Regions from separate parts of the Homo sapiens genome. Here region 1 is linked to region 2. A link is an interaction called in ENCODE POLR2A ChIA-PET data of the cell type or tissue named here. Cell type or tissue: PC-9. All regions are shown on one strand. Each heading gives the region's core, and the rest is flanking DNA. Links, peaks and the distances in the headings are about the cores only. Region 1 has its middle 100 kb from the start of EPC1. Region 2 overlaps LOC105376481 (a long non-coding RNA gene).

What was found. ChIA-PET counts read pairs that join two places held together with the same protein. Peaks named below come from ENCODE experiments on the same cell type or tissue, not always from the same donor. Only the 100,000 strongest peaks of a DNase experiment are listed, where the experiment ranks them.
Region 1: POLR2A ChIA-PET joins it to region 2 with 8 read pairs; 2 of 35 experiments call an interaction of 5 or more read pairs at or near these places.

The regions. Positions count from the first base shown.
Region 1 is chr10:32,238,935-32,250,424 of GRCh38, reverse strand. No RefSeq gene overlaps it. Among named protein-coding and RNA genes, the nearest start is that of EPC1, 100 kb to the left of the region's middle. RefSeq lists a silencer at 2,795-3,012. In PC-9, for the core only: no CTCF peak of the experiment used is centred there; DNase peaks (open chromatin) are centred at 6,214 and 6,984.
Region 2 is chr10:31,095,347-31,106,836 of GRCh38, reverse strand. It overlaps LOC105376481 (a long non-coding RNA gene), which reads right to left. Exons shown (of 3, transcript XR_001747410.3): 2 at 712-898. Among named protein-coding and RNA genes, the nearest start is that of ZNF438, 69 kb to the right of the region's middle. RefSeq lists enhancers at 1,726-1,845, 5,441-5,500. In PC-9, for the core only: no CTCF peak of the experiment used is centred there; DNase peaks (open chromatin) are centred at 5,556 and 6,966; H3K27ac peaks cover 3,210 bases.

The sequences.
Region 1 (11,490 bases), core at 2,333-10,332, 1.1 Mb before region 2:
TTTTTGAAGATGGAGTCTCACTCTGTTGCCCAGGCTAGAGTGCAGTGGTGCAATCTCTGCTCACTGCAACCTCCGCCTCTCAGGTTCAAGAGATTCTTCTGCCTCAGCTTCTCGAGTAGCTGTGATTACAGGCACCCACCACTATGTCCAGCTAATTTTTCTATTTTTAGTAGAGGCGGGGTTTCACCATGTTGGCCAGACTGGTCTCGAACTCATGACCTCAAGCAATCTGCCTGACTCAGCCTCCCAAAGTGTTGGGATTACAGGCGTGAGCCACCATGCCCAGCCTCTGTGTCTCTTCTTATAAGGACATGAAGAATAACACACCAAAAAATCAAATACTGTATGATTCCTCTTACATGATGCTGTTGAATGAATTGAGTCTACTCAGAATTCATATGTTAAAGCCCCAACCCCCAGTGTGACTGTATTTGGAGAAAGGGCCTTTATGGAGATAATGAAGTTTGAACCAGCCACCACACCCAGTTAATGTTTTGTATTTTTAGTAGAGACTGGGTTACTCCATGTTGGGCAGGCTGGTCTCAAACTCCTGACCTCAGGCTTCCTGAGGTGATCCACCTGAAGGTCATCAGGGTGTGGCTCTGATCCAACTGTTTGTTACTTTGTATTGTTATTTGTTGTGGCTTATTTCACTTAGTATAATGTCTTCAGGGTTCATCTGTGTTACAGCATGTGTCAGAATTTTATCACTTTTTAAGGCTACCATTCCATCATATGTATATACCACATTTTGTTTATCTACTCATTTGTTGATGAATATTTGTGTTGCTTTCACGTTTTGACTACTCTGAAGAATGCTGCTGTGAATATTGGTGTACAAATGACTGTTCAGGACCAGGCATGGTGGCTCACACCTATAATCCCAGCACTTTGGGAGGCCAAGGCGGACAGATAGTGAGGTCAGGAGTTCGAGACCAACCTGACCAATATGGCGAAACCTGGTCTCTACTAAAAATACAAAAATTAGCCACGTGTGGTGGCACATGCCCGTAATCCCAGCTGCTTGGGAGGCTGAGGCAGGAGAATTGCTTGAACCCAGCAGGCGGAGGTTGCAGTGAGCCGAGATCTTGCCATTGCAATCCAGCCTGGGCAACAGAGAAAGACTCTGTTTCAAAAAAACAAAAGGAAAAACAAAAACAAATGACTGTTCAGGTCCTTGCTTTTAAATTCTTGCACGTATATACCCAGAAGAGGAATTGCTGGACCAAATGGTAATTCAATGTTTAATCTTTGGGGAACCACCCCATGTCCCTTAGAATCCGGAGCCAGAGGCACATGTTGACATGTGTTTCCAAGGCCCCATTAGACCACCTCAACTCAGGGCTGACCTGGCAGAATCAGCGGGAGGATTTTATCTCTGGAACATGTTCAGCATGTCTAGTCCTTCCACCATGTTGCCCATCGGGAGACCTTTCAGCCCCTAGATGTGTCCATGATGGACTTGAGGCCTTTGCCTTCCCAGGGATGCTGAGCAGACTCAATACATAATAATCAAACTCCTAGAGGCCAAGGCCTCATGAGGAGCCCTGGAGCAGGTGTGAGACCTCAAAGATCCCTGAGGACAGTTAACTAATCCTGCTGCACACCACTCCTCCTCCTGCGTGTTTGTGTGTGGACCTGGCTCTGTAGCATTTTGAAGTGGAGGTCTGGAATCTGACCTCTGGGCTCTGACCTTCCTTTAAGGCTGTCAAAGAGACAGCTAGTTACCTGGTATTGTTATTGTTAGGGCTGGGTGCTGTGGCTTATGCCTGTAATCACAGTACTTCGGGAGGCTGAGGTGGGTGGATTAACTTTCAGGAGTTTGAGACCAGCCTAGCCATCATGGCGAAACCCTGTCTCTACTTAAAAAATACAAAAATTAGCCAAGCATGGTGGCACGTGCCTGTAGTCCCAGCCACTGAGGAGGCTGAAGCGGGAGATCGCATCACTGCCATCCAGCCTGGGTGACAGAGTGAGACTCCGTCTTAAAAAAAAATTACAAAATAGAAATAAATAAATAAAGTGGAGGTCTGGAATCTGACTTTTGGGCTCTGACCTTCCTTCAAGACCTTCAAAGAGACAGCTAGTTACTTGCTATTGTTATTGTTAAAATATGAACATGCAGTTCCTATTCATTTTTTGTTTTTGAGACGGAGTTTCGGTCTTTTACCCAGACTGCAGTGCAGTGATGCTATCTCAGCTCACTGCAACCTCTGCCCTCCAGGTTCAAGCGATTCTCCTGCCTCAGCCTCCTGAGTAGCTGGGATTACAGGCATGAGCCACCAGGCCCAGTTAATGTTTTGTATTTTTAGTAGAAACGGGGTTTCTCCATGTTGGTCAGGCTGGTCTCAAACTCCTGACCTCAGGTGACCCACCTGCCTTGGCTTCCTGAAGTACTTGGATTACAGGCATGAGCCACTGTGCCCGTTCTCCTATTTGGAATATGATGTGACACTGTCTCTCGAAACTGGAAATTCACAAGGAGTGAGTATTAATGTGTTCTCATGCTGCTGGTAAAGACATACCCGAGACTGGGCAATTTACAAAAGAAAGAGGTTTAATCAGACTTACAGTTCCATGTGGCTGGGGAAGCCTCACAATCATGGTGGAAGGCAAGGAGGAGCAAATCTCCTTTTAGATGGATGGCAGCAGGCAAAGAGAGAGAGCTTGTGCAGGGGAACTCCTTGTTTTAAAACCATCAGATCTCATGAGACCTATTCACTATCACGATAACAGCGTGGGAAAGACTTGTCCCCATGATTCAATTACCTCCCACTGGATTCCTCCCATAACACGTGGGAATTCAAGATGAGATTTGGGTGGGGACACAGCCAAACCATATCAGAGTGTGACCCAGCAGTCCCACCTCTTGCGCTTGTAAACAAGGATGTTGTGCAGGGTTGCTCATTGCCTCATCAGTCAGCCTTTCCTTTATGACTTCGGGGGTCTTTTTAAAGAACGGCTTTCCATCCCTAGGATTATAAACCTTTTCCCAATATTTTTTCTAATATTTAATACTTTTGTACTTGTTTTCCCAGCTCTTATAGCCAGTTTGAAATTTGTTTAGTTTAACTGAGTATTGTTTGTGTTTAAATTGATAGCCAAATATCCCAAATAGTGTGTTGAATGAACCATATTTTCCTCACTGATGTGAAGTACTATCTTTATCACAAACTAAATTTCTTTATGTATGTGGATATAAAATGGTGAACAGTGGCCAGGCATGGTGGCTCATACCTGTAATCCCAGCACTTTGGGAGGCTGAGGCAGGCAGATCACTTGGCTCCAGGAGTTTGAGACCAGCCTGGCCAACATGGTGAAACTCCATCTCTACAAAAAATACCAAAAATTAGCCAGGCATGGTGGCACACATCTGTAGTCCCAGCTACTTGGGAGGCTGAGGTGAGAGGTCACTTGAGCTTGGGAGGTCAAGGTTGCAGTGAGCTGTGATTGTGCCACTGCACTCCAGCCTGGGTGACAGAGTGAGATCGTGTCTGGGGGAGTGGGGCGGAAAGGTGGGAGTAGGGAGAAAGTGAAGAAGAATCCTATGTGTCAGCTTTAAATTGGAGATATCAGTATAAATTCATGATTGTGCGTGTGTGTGTGTGTGTGTGGGTGTGTGTGTATTTTCTAGCTCCACACACAGGAAAAGTCTAAAAACAACACTCCAGAAACCTTAATATATCTGATGCACAGTTCTTGGTTTCTAAAATCCATTGTCCATTTAAAAGAATTAAGGATCCTTAGAGAAATTAGAAATCCTTTGGCTGATCCCAGAGCCCAAGGCATAGAAAGTCCAAGTTAAACATGAAATATCAACATCTTATTCCAAAAAGAAGGAAGAGCTCAAAGGCTAATGAGCTCATGTCAAAAGGACATAGAATTCAGTCTGAAGGAGATCTCACTAGCAAAATTTGAGATAATTTGGGTAACAGCTACAAAAGGGAAAAATAAAAGAAAGTTTATCAATTATAACCCACTGAACTTTAAAAATCCCTGAGTACATAGTGATAATCACAAAGAGAGATGTAGAAAAGAGAGGAAAAGAAATAATTTTTCTTTCTTTTTTTTCTTTTTTTTGAGACTGAGTTTCGCTCTTTGTTGCCCAGGCTGGAGTGCAGTGGTGTGATCTCCGCTCACTGCAACCTCCACTTCCCAGGTTCAAGCAATTCTCCTGCCTCAGCCTCCTGAGTAGCTGGAATTACAGGCACATGCCGCCATGCCCAGCTAATTTTTTTTATATTTTTAGTAGAGACAGGGTTTCATCATGTTGGCCAGGTGAAGAATTTTTCTTTACTGATTTCCAACTAATAAATGTAGAAGAAATAAAATACAAAGTCACCACTTTGTAACTCCCAATGTGATAGTATAGTCACGGATTTTTTTTTTTTTTTTTTTTTGAGACACAGTTTCACTTTGTCACCGGGGCTGGAGTGCAGTGGCACGGTCCCAGCTCACTGTAACCTCTGCCTCTTGGGTCAAATGTTTCTCATGCCTCGCCTCCCGAGTAGCTGGGATTACAGGTGCACGCAACCACGCCCAGCTAATTTTTGTATTTTTAGTGGAGATGAGGTTTTGCTGTGTTGGACAGGCTGGTCTCGAATTCCTGACCCCAAGTAATCCACCTGCCTTGGCCTCCCAAAATGCTGGGATTATAGGTGTGAGCCATTGTGCCTGGCCAGTCAAGGATTATTAATGGATGCTAAAATCATTGGATAAAAAGTTGAGAAACAGGCCAGGCACAGTGGCTCAAGCCTGTAATCTCAGCACTTTGGGAGGCTGAGGTGGGCAGATCACGAGGTCAGGAGTTCAAGACCAACCTGACCAACATCGCAAAACCTCATCTCTAATAAAAATACAAAAATTAGCCGGAAGTGGTGGCGCATGCCTGTAATCCCAGCTACTCAGGAGACTGAGGCAGGAGAATCGCTTGAACCCAGGAGGCGGAGGTTGCAATGAGCTGAGATCGAGCCACTGCACTTCAGCGTGGGCAACAGTAAGACTCTGTCTCAAAAAAAAAAAAAAAAAGAAAAAAGTTGAGAAACAGGATAGTCACATGATTTCAAAGGATTACCCTACAGATTATGTATCAATACAAAGCAAATAATGTGTTTTATGGTAGATTATTTAGACATAGCCACTATAATTTCCCTCCCTGTATTCACTTCTTTGGGCTACATGACTTCCCTTGGCTAATGGGACAATAATAGCACATGTGATGGAAACAAAGATGTGAAAGTTTGTGCATTGAGAATTACTTTCGTGTTGCTGGTAATGCTTCCACTACCATAGCAATAAGCTTAGGCTAGCCTGCTGAAAGATGAGGAATGATGTTAACCAGGGCTCCAGATATCCCAGATAGCCAAGCCATCTCAGGCATCACAGCTAAGACCCAGATATGAGTAAGCCCAAGTAAGAACAGCCGAGCTTTGCCCAGACCAAAGAGACCACTCAGCTAAAATTGCTGATCTTCACTTCATCCCGGGAGGTGGAGGTTGCAGTAAGCCAAGACCACACCACTGCTCTTCAGCCTGGGTGACAGAGCAAGACTCTACCTAAAAAAAAAAAAAAAAAGAAAAAAAGAAAAAAAAAAAAGAAAGAAAATAGCTGATCTACAGAATTGTATGCTAAATAAAATAGTTGTTGGTGGAGGCCACAGTAGTTTGGGGTGTTTGTTAAGGAGCAATGAATGGCTGATACATAAGTTGGTACCAGAAGTGTTATGCTGTCATAATGAAAACCCAAAATATGTGGCATTGGCTTTGAGACTGTGGGCAAAGGCTGGAAATGTCATAAAGAAACTGCTAGTCAAGCTGGAAGAAATGACAAGCAAATGATCAATGGAAACTATGAAGCAATGAGAAAAGTGCTAGACAGAAACAGGAAAAATGCTGACCTGTGTTAGGCAGCAGCTCAGCAATTGGCAATAGTATCCCCTGCACTAACATGAAAGATGGAAAAAGCACCTAAAAAATTTCAGATATGGTGAAGGGGGTTTCATTCAAGGCAGAATGGTGAAAACATCAATTATCGAGTTGTGCATAACAAGGTACAGAAAACAAGGCATTAGCTAAATTGTGCTAAAAAGCACAATTTAGAGGAAACATAGAGGAGCCAGGACTGGAGAGTGAAAATAGCCCTTCATCTTGCAAAAGGTTTTCAGGAAAGAAATAATGCCCTGAGGGTAAAGATAAAATCAAAGTGCGGCTTTAACAACCTTTGTTAAGATTTCAGGAAGATTGTACTGACATCAGCAAGATGGTAGCATAGGAGATCCCAGCCTTTGTCCCCTTATATAAAACAATAATTAGACAGATATCTATGAAAAAAAATGCTCTGGGAGAGCTCAGGAGTCCAGTTAAGAAGTTGCAGCAGGCCGGGTGCGGTGGCTCAAGCCTGTAATCCCAGCACTTTGGGAGTCTGAGGCAGGTGGATCACAAGGTCAGGAGATCAAGGCCAGCCTGGCCAACATGGTGAAACCCTGTCTCTACAGAAAAAAAAAAAATAGAAAAATTAGCCGGGCCTGGTGGCAGGCACCTGTAATCCCAGTTACTCAGGAGGCTGAAGTGGAAGAATCACTTGAACCCGGGAGGCAGAGGTTGCAGTGATCCTGCCATTGCACTCCAGCCTGGGGGACAGAGCGATACTCCATCTCAAAAAAAAAAATAAGAGAGAGATAATCAAGAAGTTGCAGCAATGCAGTGAAGAAAAACAAAAAGAACAGAAAATAAATTGTACAGAAAGGGTAGGAAGAACAGTTTCATGTTGTCTTCATTATTCCATCCCCTAGGCTGGCATAGCTCAGTGCTGAAAGAGAAACCACCAGTCCATGAGTCCCCTCATAGGGAAAAAGAGAGCAGAGTAAGCAATCAGCTTCCTGAAACTCCAGGGGCACTGCCTGAAGAATCTGCTTTATCTTTACCACACCCAGATCACTGGGGAGATTGGCATAGCTGAGACATCTGGAGATGGCTAGGAAAACAGAAGGGCAGGCCAGGTGCAGTGGTTCACGCTTGTAATTCCAGCACTTTGGGAGGCCGAAGAGGGCAGATCATGAGGTCAGGAGTTAGAGACCAGCCTGACCAACACAGTGAAACCCCATCTCTACTAAAAATACAAAAATTAGCTGGGCACGGCGGCGGGTGCCTATAATCCCAGCTACTGGGAGGCTGAGGCAGGAGAATCGCTTGAACCCAGGAGGCGGAGGTTGCAGTGAGCCGAGATCGCGCCACTGCACTCCAGCCTGGGCAACAGAGCTAGACTCCATCTCAAAAAAAAAAAAAAGAAAAGAATATGGAAGGGCAGGCCTGTCAGTATCAACTACATGGAAGGTGCCACAGCAGTCTCCGGTGGCCTGCTCTTCAGAGGATCCCAACAACCTTTGACACTGAAGACCTCAACAGCCATTGCAGCTATCATGGATTCTGCAGAAAAAGAGATGTGCCTCCCTACAGAAGGAGCCACCACTGGGCTCCTTGAGCTGGAGCTTTCACCTTCCTTCCTCCTGCCTGCAACCACATGTATGCCTGGACTCCAGAGCTATGGCTGCTCCACACACACCTGTGCTTCAGACCCCAGCCCACAGCCACTCACGAGCATCCATGCTGCAGAAACAGACACTGCTGCCTCAGTGGGCATGCCTGAACCTCAAACATTGAAGCTACCACCACAGCAGGCACACCTGCGCCTTGGGCCCTGGAGCCATAATTGCTCCTCATTGGAGAAAAAGAGAACAGGAGGACCTCAGTAACTTTCACCTCTGAGGACCCTAAGAACTCTCGGCACTTTCTCAGATACCCACAGTTTTGGTCACTAAGAACCCCCACAATCTGCCAAAACCGGCCTCAGCTGAGGGAGCTACATGGAAACTATACCATTGCACACTTCCTTGAGATGAAATCACTGCACCAACCCAGCTGGCACCCTCACATACACCTGTAGGTAAAGCTCTTTTCCCACCAAAACTAGTTTATAAAGTCTGGAAGAGGTGACTGCTTCCTCAAATATGTAGACATCAATACAAGGCTATAAGAAATTCAATAAATCAAGGAAATATGACACCACTAAAGGAACACAATAATTTTGTAGTATCTGAACCCAGTGAAATGGAGTTCTATGAATTGTCTGATGATTAATTAAAAATAATAATCTTAAAGAAGCCCAGTCACAAAACAAGCCTTAACAAATTTAAGAAAACAGAAATCATTCCAAGTGTCTTTTCAGACCACAGTGGAATAAACTAGAAATGAATAACAGCCAAAAAGCTGGAAAATTCACAAATATGTGGGAATGAAACAACACACTCTTGAGCAACCATTGGGTCAAAGAAGAAATCAAAAGGGAATTTAAAAAGTATCTTGAGACAAATGAGAATGAAAATACAATGTACCAAAACCTATGGGACACAGCAAAGGCAGTAAGTACTGAGGGGGAAGTTTATAGTGATAAATACCCACATTAAAAAAAGAATACCAATGTCAAACACACAACCTAACTTTTCAACTCAAAGAACTAGAAAAAGAACAATAAGCTAAGGCCAAAGTTTTAAGAAGGATGAAAATAAGAAAGATTAGAGAATAAATAAATCACAGAGAATAAAAAAATTAGAAACAATTAAACAGAGTGGGTTGTTTGAAAAGATAAACAAAATGGACAACATTTAGCTAGATTAACTAAGAGAAACAATGAGAAGATTCAAATAAATAAAATCAAAAATGAAAAAAGGACACATTGCCAGTCACGGTGGCTCAAGCCTGTAATCCCAACATTTTGGGAGGCCAAGGAGGGCGGATCACCTGAAGTTGGGAGTTCGAGACCACCCTGAACAACATGGAGAACCCCATCTTTACTAAAAATACAAAATTAGCCATGTGTGGTGGCACATGCCTGTAATCCCAGCTACTTGGGAGGCTGAGGCAGGAGAATGGCTTGAACCCGGGAGGCAGAGGTTGCAGTGAACCATAGATCGCACGGTTGCACTCCAGCCTGGGCAACAAGAGTGAAACTATGTCTCAAAAAAAAGAAAGAAAAGAAAAGAAAAAAGAAAACAATTCAGGCCTGGCATGGTGGCTCACACCTATAATCCTAACACTTTGGGAGGCCAAGGTGGGAAGATTGCTTGAGCCCAGGAGTTCAAGACCAGCCTGGGAAACATGGTAAAACCTTGTCTCTATCAAAAATACAAATATTAGCTGGGCATGGTGGCATGCACCTGTAGTCCCAGCTACTCAGGAGGATGAGGTGGGAGGATGGCTTGAGCCCAGGAGGTGGAGGTTGTAGTGAGCTGAGATCATGTTACTGCACTCCAACCTGGGTGACAGAATCAGACCCCTTTGCAAAAAAAAAAAAAAAAGAGAGAGAGAGAAAGAGAGGAAGAAAGAAAGAGAGGAAGGAAGGAAGGGAGGAAGGAAGGAAGGAAGGAAGGAAGGAAGGAAAGAAGGATTCAATTCAAAATAATAACAGAAACAATAAAATGCTGAGAAATAAACTTAAACAAAAAGGTAAAAGAGTTGTAAAATGAAAATTATGAAACATTGGTGACACAGATAAATGGAAAAACATTCTGTGTTCATAGATTAGAGAAATTAATACTGTTAAAATGTTCACACTATCCAAAGTGATCTACAGATTTAATGCAATCCCTGGGAAAATACCAATGACATTTTTTACATAAGTAGAAAAAAATTATACAATTCATATGGAACCACGAAGCACCCTGAATAGCCAACACAATCTTGAGAAAGAAGAACAATGCTGGAGGCACCACACCCCCTGATTTCAAAATATATTACAAAGCACAATAATCACAACAGTATGGTACTGGAATATAAATAGACATATAGACCAATGGAACAGAATAGACAGACCAGAAATGAATCCATGCATCTATGGTCAATTGATCTTTGATGAGGTGTGAAGAATACACAATGAGGAAAGAACAGTCTCTCAAGAAGTGGCTTTGGGAAAACTGGATGTCCACATGCAGAAGAGTGAAATTGGACCCTTATTTCACACCATATACAAAAACCAAGTCAACATTTTGAATGTAAGACCTCAAACCATAAAACTACTAGAAGAAAACATAGGGGAAAAGCTTCCTGGCATTGGACTGGGAAATGATTTTTTGGATATGACACCAAAAGCAGATAACAAAAATAGAAATAGACAAATGAGATTGCATACAACCAAAAAGCTTCTGCATAGCAAACAAAACAACCAACAGAATGAAAAGGCAACCAATGGAATGGGATAAAATATCTGCAAGCCAAATGTCCAATAAGTAATTAATATCCAAAATATATAAGGAATTTATGCAACTCAATAGAAAAAAAAAACCCAAAACCAAACAAACAAAAAACCCTGATTTTGAAATGGGCAAAGGACCTGCAAAGACAAAAAAAATACAAATGTCCAAAGGGTATATGAAATAGTTGCTCAACTTCATTAATCATCAGGGAAATGCAAGCCAAAACCACAATGAGCTATCATCTAATACTTGTTAGAATGGATCAGAAAGATGAAAGATAGCAAGTGTTTGCAAGAATGTGAAATAAAGGGAACCCTTATACACTGTTAGTGGGAATATAAGTTGGTACAGCCATTATGAAAAAACAATATGGGGAGTCCTTAAATAATTAAAAATAGAACTACCTTATAACCCAGCAATCCTACTTCTGGGTATATATAGTCAAAGAAAATGAAATCAATATCTCAAAGAGATAGTTGCAGTCCCATGTTCATTTCAGCATTATTCACAATATCATAATAACCAAGATATAGAAACAACCCAAATGCCCATCAAGGGATGAATGAATAAAGAAGGTGTATAAATGGATAAAGCGTATGTGTGTGTGTGTTACATACATACACACAAATATATATATAATGGAATATTATTCAGCCTTAACAAAGAAGGAAATCCTACTGTTTGTGGCAACATGGATGAAACTAATGGACATTGTGCTAAGTGAAATAAGTGAGAAGCAAAAAGAAAAATACTGTATGATTTTACTTAAATGTGGAACCTATGCAGTGAGCCGAGATCGTGCCACTGCACTCCAGCCTGGGTGACAGACTGAGACTCTGTCTCAAAAAAAAAAAAAAAAAAATGTGGAACCTAAAAATGTAAAACTCATAGAAACAGTAGGGGCCAGGAGCGGTGGCTCATGCATGTAATCCCAGCACTTTGGGAGGCTGAGGCAGACGGATCACCTGAGGTCAGGAGTTCGAGACCAGCCTGGCCAACATGGCAAAAACTCATCTTTATTAAAAATACAAAAATTAGACAGGTGTGGTGACAGACACCTGTAATCCCAGATACTCATGGGGCTGAGGCAGGAGAATCACTTGAACCTGGGAGGCGGAGGTTGCAGTGAGCTGAGATTGCATCACTGCACTCCAGCCTGGGCAACAGAGCGAGACTCCATCTCAAAAAAAAAAAAAAAAAGAAAAAGAAAAAGGAAAGAAACAGAGTAGAATGGTGGTTATCAG
Region 2 (11,490 bases), core at 2,364-10,363:
ATTGCGGCACTATTCTCAATAGCAAAGACTTGGAACCAACCCAAATGTCCAACAATGATAGACTGCATTAAGAAAATGTGGCACGTATACACCATGGAATACTATGCAGTCATAAAATTGATGAGTTCATGTCGTTTGTAGGGACATGGATGAAATTGGAAATCATCATTCTCAGTAAACTATCGCAAGGACAAAAAACCAAACACCACATGTTCTCACTCATAGGTGGGAATTGAACAATGAGAACACATGGACACAGGAAGGGGAACATCACACTCTGGGGACTGTTGTGGGGTGGGGGGAGCAGGGAGGGATAGCATTAGGAGATATACCTAATGCTAAATGACGAGTTAATGGGTGCAGCACACCAGCATGGCACATGTATACATACGTAACTAACCTGCACATTGTCCACATGTACCCTAAAACTTAAAGTATAATAATAATAAAATTTAAAAAAATTAAAAAAAAAAGAAAATGTTCATTAAAGCTACTGGCTTGCCCCAATTATAAACTAAAAAAAAAAAAAAAAAGAATGTGCTAGAGCTAGGGCTGAGCCCAGGGCTATGGGGCTGCATGGCCAATGCTTCCTTCAACACTCCTGTTTTTCACCTCTTGGTATTTTGAGAGCCTGCAGGCCTCCTAATCTGTTCATAAGACGTGGCCACCTTATAGCGCTAGGGTTTTTACAGCAAGGTGGCTGGTACCTACCTGAGTGGCTCCAACCTCCAGGGCTTCAGCATTGTCAGGCTGGAGGGCTTCTTAATAAGGGATCACCAACAAGGAAGAGCTGTTCCAAGATCCCACGGTGTTTCAGTCCTCCAAACCCGGACCCCTCAAAGCACCTCATGATCAATAGTGGTGGGGTCGGGGGTGGGCGGTGAGAAATCAACTGCTCCTATAAAATGTTTTAAATACACTAATTAGTGGGCCAGCCATTATAATGCAACCAAACCCCCTCAAACCTCACATAGCAGGCATTTTGTAACATTGTTGATTCAGGTTTTAACTAGAGGGGTTTTTCCTCCCTTCTCCCACTTGCTGCTAATCTATGGAATTCATTAGCTCCTATTCATGATTGCAAATCACTGCAGTGACCTGTGACAGGGTTTCTCATTTAAGATTACTGAAAGACCTAGAAGGGCAGGATGATCCAGCAATGTGGCTTTCTTGTTATTCTAAACAAACAAATAAAACCATGAGATCAGAAGATAGCTCCCTAAATATCTCTATGGAACCTACATTTGCATTTTGTAATTTCCAGAGGAAAAGCACTGGTGAGTTTCAGGTTGTGGTTGCATTTACAGATGGATCAACCCTGGAAGCAGGTGACAGACACTGCTTGGCAGTGATACTTTTCAACGCACAGAGGATTTTCTTTTTTGTTTCTTTCTTTTTTTTTTTTTTATTTGAGATGGAGTCTTGCTCTGTCGCCCAGGCTGGATTGTAGTGGCGCGATCTTGGCTCACTGCAACCTCCACCTCCCGGGTTCAAGTGATTCTCCAGCCTCAGCCTCCTGAGTAGCTGGGATTACAGGTGCGTGACACCATGCCACCTAATTTTTTTTTTGTATTTTTAGTAGAGACAGATTTCAGCATGTTGGCCACACTGGTCTCGAACTCCTGACCTCGTGATCCGCCTGCCTCGGCCTCCCAAAGTGCTGGGATTACAGGCGTGAGCCACTGTGCCTGGCTAGCAGGAATATCCCGGCCTTCAACACAGTATTTCTAAACACTAAAGGAGAATGCTGGAGACTGTCTTCCCAGATAATGATACTATCTTAACTTTGGAGAGTGCTTTCATATTTACAGAGCACTTTCACAATGTCTTTTTTTTTTTTTTGAAACAGTGTCTCGCTCTGTCACCCAGGCTTGAGTGCAGAGGTACACTCATAGCTCGCTGTAACCTCAAACTCCAAGGCTCAAGCAATCCTCCCACTTAAGCCTCTTAAGTAGCTCAGACTACAGGTGCATGCTACCATGCCCAGCTAATTAAAAAAAAAACAGCATTTTTAGAAATGGGATCTCACTATATTACCCAGTGTGTCTCCAACTCCTGGCCTCAAGTGATCTTCCAGCCTCAGCCTCACAAAGCAGTGGAATTACAGGCGTGAGCCACTGAGACTGGCTACTTCCACAATGTTTCTTACTTGATCCCAGACCCAATCTGGGTTGGTGTGAAATGTTTCATTTCCATTAACAAGTGCAATGACATATTGGAAGGAAAAAAAGGTGATGTTGGAGGTGAACAAAAGGAAGACAGGCAGGCCTTCTTTACAACACTGGCCTTTCTGCTTACCTGCAACCTACCTGTGGGCCAGGTGTGCCTAGTGGGCTGGGGCATGGCATCGAGAGCAGAGTTCTTCTTGCCCTTTAAGAAACCATTCATTTGGCTTTCTTGCCAAGAGAGCTTTCTGACCTCAGAGGGATACGTCTTTTACTGCCTGCAAAGGTGTTTTACTGACTTGGGTTAACGTCCACGGGGACTCATTTGAACTCGTGCTTATCGGGGAGCCAAATAGTCCACATACCGCAGCGGAGAGTGAGGGGCTGGAGAAAGCATTACAGGCCTGGAGGGGCCTTAAGGAGGCATAAGGCATGGAACCCTCCCCCAGCTGTGGATGTAAACAATCCACAGGTGGAAATCTGGCCTAATTTTTTTCTTTTTCTTTTTTTTCTAAACCTTTCTACAGTGTTGATTTTTTTTCTTTTTTCTTTTAAAGACAAGGTCTCACTCTGTCACCCAGGCTAGAGTAGTGCAGTGGTGCAATCATGGCTCACTGCAGCCCCTAACTCCCAGACTCAAGCTATCCTCCTTCCTTGGCCTCCCAAGTAGCTAGGACTACAGGTATGTGCCACCATGTATAGCTAATTTTATTTTACTTTATTTTTTGTAGAAATGGGGTCTCCCTATGTTCCCCAGGCTGGCATTGAACTCCTGGCCTCAAGCAGTCTTCCCACCTTGGCCTCCCAAAGTGCTGGGATTATAGGTACGAGCCCTTCACACGGCCTGGCCTAAGTTTTTATTTACAAAAAAAAATCTCTAGTCAAGGAGACACCCTGCCTGGCCTTAGCATTGTGCTCTTGCTTGGGTGGACTTTGCTGCAAATGCTGCAGAGGTATCCACACCGTGAGGCTGGGAGAAAGAAGTAGGAAGAGGTGAGATAGGGCCGGGAGCCAGAGGAGACCCAGCTCAGAGGCCGCCTAAGTGTGACAAGGGGGCAGTCAACAGCCTGGATAACTGCTTTCAAAGCAGAGCAGAAACTCCGGCGTAACCCCACAAGAATGAGCCTTTTTCTCCGGGTTATTGAGCAGCTTTCTGATGGTTCTGCTTCCACCCTTGTGCTTCTCCAGGGCACACGTCAGCCACAGGAATCCTTTTAAACAGATGGTGTCACTCCTTTTCTCCAAACTGATAGATCTGATGGCTCCTGGCTCACTCCATGAAAGCCCAAGTCCCTCTCAGGCCCTGCAGGCTTCACCTTCCCCCGGCCTGTGTCTGGGGCCCCATCTCCAGCTGCCTCCTTGCATCTGCTGCTACTACTGCCTCCTGCCTGCTCCTCCACAGCCAGCCTCGTTCCCATGAGGGCCCTGCACTAGCTGCACTCTGTCAAGAATGCTTTTTCCCTGGAAACACACAGGTCTCTTGTCCTCAACTCCTTCACATCTTGGATCATATTTCCCCCTGTATTCTATTTTTATTTATTTTTTTAAGAGACAGGGTCTTGCTGTATCACCCAGGCTGGAGTGCAGTGGTGCAATCATAGCTCACTGCAGCCTCACACTCCTGGGCTCAAGCCATTCTCCCGCCTCAGCCTCCCGTGTAGCTGAGACTACAGACATGCACCACCACCCCTGGGTACTTTTTTAATTTTTGTAGAGATGGGGTCTTGCTATGTTGTCGAGGCTGGTCTTGAACTTCTGAGCACGGCCTCCCAAAGTGCTGGGATTACAGGTAAGCACAATGACGCCTGGCCATATTTCCTCTTCTTAAGGCAAAATGCCCCCCAGCCCTCCTGGTCTCCATCACCCTGTTGCCTATTTTTTCACAGTGTCATTCATTTTTTAACTTCCAAATTTACTCATTTATTATATTCATTGTCTGTCTTCTTCCACTAGAATGTGAATTCCCCAGGGACAGAAACATCTTTGTCTTGCTTACAGAAACATCCCCCATGCCAGGTAGCACTGGTTGAGTAAACGTTTGACTTGGAGGTATTTGTTCCAGCAGGCTGGATGCAGAAATGACGGTTCTCAGTTCCAGACTGTGGCTGCTCCAAGATATCCAGTGTTCCATTCATGTTGGAACAAGACCCTGATGGGAACTACAAATGCCCACATCAGTGTCTGGGCTTCTGGGAGAGGGGCTGGAAATGGTAGACAGGGAGTCTGGCTCCAGCTAAGCCAGCAGAGAGTTGTTTCAGCAAATCGGAGGCAGAACGCCACTCCTATAGGCTGCAGGGATGGGGTGGGTTGGGGTGGAGTGAGGGCTTCAGGACTGGCGGGAAAACATAAGCCAGGGTTCGGGGGTAGCAAGGCTCATGCTGAACCCCTGCACTGCCCACGATAGGTGACCTCAAGTCTTGCCCATCCTGCTCAAGATGGGCCTAGCACTCAGCAAGGAACCCTAGGATACCCCAGGTTAAGGTCTTCGGGGCTCTCTAGGAAGAGTCAGGGCACAGGGTGCCAAACCAGTTACATAATCTGTAGGGCCCAGTGCAAAATGAAAATATGGCGCTCCTTGTCTAAAAGTGATTGCGAATTTTAAGATGACAAAAGCAGGGCATTAAACCAAGTGCAGGGCCCTCCCGAGCCCAGGGCATGTGTGACTGCATAGGTCACATGCCCACGAAGCTACGCCTGCTCAGGACTGACGGCACTGATGGCTTTTCAGAGATATTCCTGCTGGCCAGGCACAGTGGCTCACGCCTGTAATCCCAACACTTTGAAAGGCCGAGGTGGGCGGATCACCTGAAGTTAGGAGTTTGAGACCAGCCTGGCCAACATGGTGAAACCCCATCTCTACTAAAAATACAAAAATTGGCCGGGCGTGGTGGCACATGCCTGTAATCCCAGCTACTTGGGAGGCTGAGGCTAAGGCAGGAGAATCGCTTGAACCTGGGAGGAGGAGGCTGCAATGGCTGAGATTGTGCTACTGCACTCCAGCCTGGGTGACAGAGCAAGACTGTCAAAAAAAAAGAGAGAGAGATTCCTGCCAGAAAATTTCTCATAATAAATCCAGCTCACTTATGCCCAAGATGTGCAACATAAGGAAACAAGGAAAGAAGCCCTGGGGTGTAGCGGGAAACAATCTCAGAGAAAACCTAAAGGCACCCAAAACTGAAACCCTGCAACTAGCAAAAGGACCTGATGTGTTGCAGGATGGGGACAGCTGGGAGCAGGGGCAGAACGGTGACATCAAACAACCAAGGTGGCCTCTGGGGCTGTGTTCATGTCCATGGGAAATGAGCCACCAAGAGTCCAGCACATTCTTCATTCCAAAAGTGGTCAGTGACCAGCAAGAGGTAAGCAGAGAAGTGGAAGCAGGAAACTGCAGTTAGAAAAAACAAAGCTGGGTTGAGTCACACGGTTGTGGCTTGAAGTGCTGGGAAGCCCAGGGCCTTTCCCCTTGAGTCAGCTGAAGGGGTACACGTTGCTACCATGACCTTACTAACAACACTCAGTAGGTGTCTACAAAGAAAAGCCGATGCTGAGCCAGGTACCACCACCTTTCATTTGGATGGCACCTTACAGTTTAGAAAGTGCTTTGATATGCATAATGACTTCAGTTGATTCTCTCAATAACCCTATTAGGTTAGCAGAGTATCATTGTCCCCAGATAGGTGGACTGACTCGCCCAAGGTTGTTGGCAAAATCCATTCAAGTCCAGCACTTTTTTCTTCTCTTCCATAATGCTCCTGTCACTGGTGCCTGCCATCATCCCGGAGTTCATGGCCCGAGACTGGCAAACGCCGGCCAGGGCGTTACAAGCATCCATGTTGACTAATTGCACCCAACATCCCAATATCTTGCCAGTGGTACAAAAGGAATAGGTGAGCTGCTGGGCTGTGCAGCACCTACCACATCCTCCAGAAAAGGTAGACGGTCAGAGAGATTGGGCATTTCTTTCATACAAACATCACAGGAGCTGCTTTTGGGAATCGTCTGTTAAATGTGAGCTGCAGATTAGACCAAGATGAACAGAGGGTTGTGATCCTGAGTGACTTAGTATTTTGAAGCAGCCTGTTAACCTTTTATCAGAAGGATTCCTTCAAAGCATTAGTTTACGGCACTAAAATGTGGGCAGATTATTTGCCAAATCACATTGTTATGCACAGCTAACTAACTGCTTTGCAAAAACTGGTACCTGTGGATGCACAGTCAATGGCTTTGAGTCAAATATGTCAATCATTAACATTTTCTCTAAAAATTAACAAGTGCAATTAGCATGTATCAATGAAATAATTGCTTGAGTTCACTATTTTTTTAAGCTGAATCTCCATTTGAGTCACACAAAAAGAAAATGAATCTTAAAATCATTTCCATTTTAGCAGAGGCACATGTTAAAAACAGCTGAACTTATTTTTCCCTCCTCAATTTCTGCAAAATTCACTCCCAGGTTTACTTACTGTGCCAAGTTTCAGAGCTGAGCAAATTTTTATGGTCTAGTTATAAACCCTAGAAAAACAAGGTTTATAGGAAATGTTGACACAACCTTAACTAAAGTGGTGCTAGCTGACACCTCTATATTTTCAATTTGGGGATTTCTACTGGGAAAGTATAAACGCTAATTCAGCAAAGGAAGCCAACTATAATAAAAATGTTGTAGTCTTCCTGTTCACCCCATGAAGTTCTACTTCAAAAGATGCCAGTGCAACGTGGAGGTGAGTTAGAGTTAGAATGATCAGCATGGAGAGCACCTGCAAATCGCTCAGCCTCCTGGTTACCTATAAACTTCGCCTGGGAATGCATGACCTCACCATGAGTCACGGCTGCCCACAGCAGTGCAGTCGGAGAGACGGCGGAAGATGTCAGGTCTTTACGCAAAGGTGTCTACTAGTCTCTCCCTGCACACCTTCTAATCTATCCTAAATGGAAACCCAAGTTGATTTTTCACAGGCCAGTAAAGCGAGCCACTGAGACACTGAGAAGCTAAGAAGATGGGAGTGAAGGCACGCCATGGAAGGTTGACTTTGAGTGCGGTGGGCTCAGACTGTGGTAGTAGTGGGGCACCAGGTGTAAGGGCACACTGAGACATCGGGAGGCAGGACCAACAACAATGAGGATTTCCCCCATCCTGCTAAGCTGCCCAGATGAGAAGCACATGTGTTCAATATTTAGGCTTTAATTTTTTCCCCTCTGAAACAGGAGGAGGTGGGAGAAGGGGTAGCTTTGATTCAGGTCCAGAGATAAAGACTGACTGACACACACACGGACCATAATAGGGGACAAAGTGAGTTAAGCGGAAGTAAATGTTTTAAAATCCTCAGCTAGATAGACTAAACAGCACTGGCCCGGGAGTCAGGAGACGCAGCTGTCTGTCTGTCCGGGCGTTCCCACTTATGAACTGAGACTCCAGGCGGTCTGAGTGGCCTCCCCACGTCCTGTCCCAATTTCGTCACTGGTGAAATGGAGTTCAGCCTCTGTTATGGGACAGCGGTGAGGAATAAGTAGAGTTATGTCCCTGGAAGTGGTTTGTGAATTGTAAATTGAAAGGCAAATGGGAGTATTACTTTGTATTGATTGCATTTCTACTTTGGAAAACTATGTTCAGAAAATGGAAATATTTTCTTTTTTTTATTTTACTTTAAGTTCTGGGATACATGTGCTGAATGTGCATGTTTGTTGCATAGGTATACATGTACCATACCATTCAGGACATAAGCATGGGCAAAGACTTCATGACTAAAATACCAAAAGCAATTGCAACAAAAGCCAGAATTGACAAATGGGATCTAATTAAACTAAAGAGCTTCTGCACAGCAAAAGAAACTACCATCAGAGTCAACAGGCAACCTACAGAATGGGAGAAAATTTTTGCAATCTATCCATCGGACAAAAGTCTAATATCCAGAACCTACAAGGAACTTAAACAAATTTACAAGAAAAAAACAATCCCATCAAAAAGTGGGTGAAGGATATGAACAGACACTTCTCAAAAGAAGACATGTATGTGGCTAACAAACATATAAAAAAAGCTCATCATCACTGGTCATTAGAGAAAAGCAAATCAAAACCACAATGAGTTACCATCTCACGCCAGTTAGAATGGCGATCATTAGAAAATGGAAATATTTTCAATGGAGGGACAAATCCATCAGGATAATGGGGATAAGAAAAAAGCCTCCCTAGCATTGCTTTTAGTTCATTCCGAAGCTGATTTGGAAGGGAATTCACTGCTGACAACTTTGCTTTTGTGTTAAGTCGAATAGTCTGCTTAAAAGGCCCTTTGGGTTACACCCCAAATGCCATCACATATGTCTAACCTTCACCAGCTCACAAGGGACGACTAAGTTACATATCTTCATGAGCAGAAAGTATTTTGGATTATGTTTTTGTTTTGTTTTCTCCCAGGTTTCTAAGCCTGTTGGCAGCATTTTCCCAGGGAGTTTTCAAAAGCTTTCACAAGAGATCCCCATACCACTGGCAGAAAGGCATGAAACTTACTTTAAGACAAATGCTTAACTTCTGTGGACCCTGGTTTTTTATTTTCAGGTTGAAAAGGAAGACAGTGAGTTTCTAGATGTATCTGTCAAGACTAAATGATTGTTCATTTCCTCTGAATTGGGAATAACGTAATAACATGCAGCTGGGGAGCTAGGCTGTGTTTCTTGCGTTTTCCTCTTTCAGAAGCTGGGTCTCTTACCAGCTGGGAAATATTACTGTCTGAACGTGCTGAAAAACTTAGGGTAAATGAAAAGAACAACAACATTCCAGATGTCAGCAATCACTCTGATGGTCTTACCTGTACCAACCCGAGAATATTTTAATAGAAAAGGTAGACAAAGATTTATTTAATTCAGAATGAACTCCAGAGTTGGGGAGAGCGAGTTTATAATGCCTCAAAAACCCCTGCTGTAAAATTGAGCTGATAAGAATTAACTCTGCAAAAATTATGCATCCCAATGACAAGGTAAGTTTGAGAGAAACAATTGAAAATAATAAAGTATTTTCACCCAAGAGCAACAGATTTGTACAAATAAAAGTATCCATGTCTTGCTAATGCAGCCATTACCTGGAACGAAATAAATAAAATAAAACCACGCGTACTTTTAATGCTGAGTTTAGAACTGGAATTCAGCAAAATGAATCCCAGACACTTACTTTAAATGCATGCTTATATCTTTTAGTGTAATACATTTTGCTCAGTGTTTCATTAGCCATTATACTATATATTGTGATTATATCAGACATTAGATGCCGAGAGACAGAGCCAACATTTCACTTCAGGTAGCTCTCATTCCAGCTCATCATCACAATTAATTAGAGCAAGAGGAGGTAGGGTGGAGGCGGAGAGATGCTATTTGGGTCTCCAGCTTTTTCTGGAAAGGTAAGGAAGGAGAAGCTATGGCAGTGGGCACATCTCTGCCAATAGAATCTTAAAGCACCATTTCCCATGGACCCAGGCCTGTGCATGGAAGATAAGAAACTTAGGTTTGGGATAAGTGCAGGAGTGATAGGGCTAGCCTGGATCCCCATGAGCCTGTGGTTCTCAGCCCTGGCTAGGGCATCAGAATTACTGGTAGAATTTAAAATTAAACAACTGAATCCTATCCAGACAGGATAAAGCTCGGACATCTGTGTGTTTAAAACAGATTTTTTTAAAAAATTATTATTTCCATAGGTTATTGGGGAACAGGTAGTGTTTGGTTACATGAGTAAGTTCTTTAGTGGTGATTTGTGAGATTTTGGTGCACCCATCACCCAAGCAGTACACACTGTACCCAACTGGTAGTCTTTTATCCCTCACCCCCTTCCCACCCTTTCCCCCTGAGTCCCCAAAGCCAGTTGTGCCATCCTTATGCCTTTGCATCCTCATAGCTTAGCTCCCTCTTACGAGTGAGAACATACGATGTTTGGTTTTCCATGTTTTTTTAAAAAATTAAAAAACTACAATTGGTTCAGAATGCTGAGTCGTGTTGAAAACCATAGGCAGGTGGTAGTTGAGAGTAAACTAAAAGGTGAGTTTGACAGTCTCACCCTTTATCTCAGTCTCTTTCATCTTGCACACATCTCTCCCAAAATACAGCTGCATGTCCTGAAGTATACCAGAGAGACGTAAGATGATGAGGATGACAATATTACTAATAAAATAACGCGAACAGTGCTGGAGTCCTTCTGGCACTCCTCCCCTACCTGACAAAGCACTTGAACATCCATGATGTTATTTCACCCTCACTCCCCTTTCTCTCCCTCAGCGCTGGGAAGCAGACACTGCAGAGATCATCATCCCATTATGCAGATAAGAAAATGCCACATCCTGCTAAATCCCCTAACAGCATGAATGGGCAGGCTTACCCCCATTTCTCATCCTTCCCCAGATGCAACTCCTTACACCTGACAGCTGTTTTGCACCATCCCAGGGCCAGGAGGCAAGGACTTTGCTCCCGTGTGATTTTCCACTCGTGTAGCAGAGCAGGGAGAACCCAGCAGTCAAACACTTAGCTCTCAAGTAGACTGTACATGAAGAGAAGTAGCCTTGGGTTTTGTTTTAACCCTAAAGGATTGGCTTACGTCCCAGTATGTATGATAGATTTTTGGCTCTCCATTTTACACAAGTCTTTTTCTTAAGTTAACACATCATGCTTCCCTTGTCTATTTCATTGTTTCCTGGGATTCAACAGAGAAGAGAGAGGAGAAAGTGATGCAGTAGGTACCGCCGAGCAGCATGTCTCCCCTGGCATGCCTGTTGGAGCAAGCAGCATGGTGGACTGTTCGCCTGCCAGCTTCTTTTACATCACATGATGTAAGTGCTCCCCTGGTTAAGGATGGAAAAAGAGGCTGAGAAATCTTCCAGTCATGTTTGGGTTTATTTCTCTGCCACCTGAGTAAGTTTTCAGTAACCTTGGTCTTATGATTCAATTGTTCCGAAAGAAAAAAAGAATGATCACAGCATTGAGGGGTGATGGATGTTTAGAGCTGAAAGTTACCCTTCTCTGGGGAAGATTTTGTGAAAAATAGACTTGAGGATAAAGAGATTACAAAGCTTGGCCCTACAAGCTGTGCTTTTGCTGATACATTTGTCTAAGTTCCTTCATATCTTATGTTAACCTTTTTTTTTTTTTTTTTTTGAGACGGAGTCTCGCTCTGTCACCCAGGCTGGAGTGCAGTGGCGCAATCTCACCTCACTGCAACCTCTGCCTCCTGGCTTCAAGCGATTCTCCTGTCTCAGCCTCCCAAGTAGCTAGGACTACAGGCGTGTGCCACCAGGCCTGGCTAATTTTTGTATTTTTGGTAGAGATGGGGTTTCATCATGTTAGCCGGGCTGGTC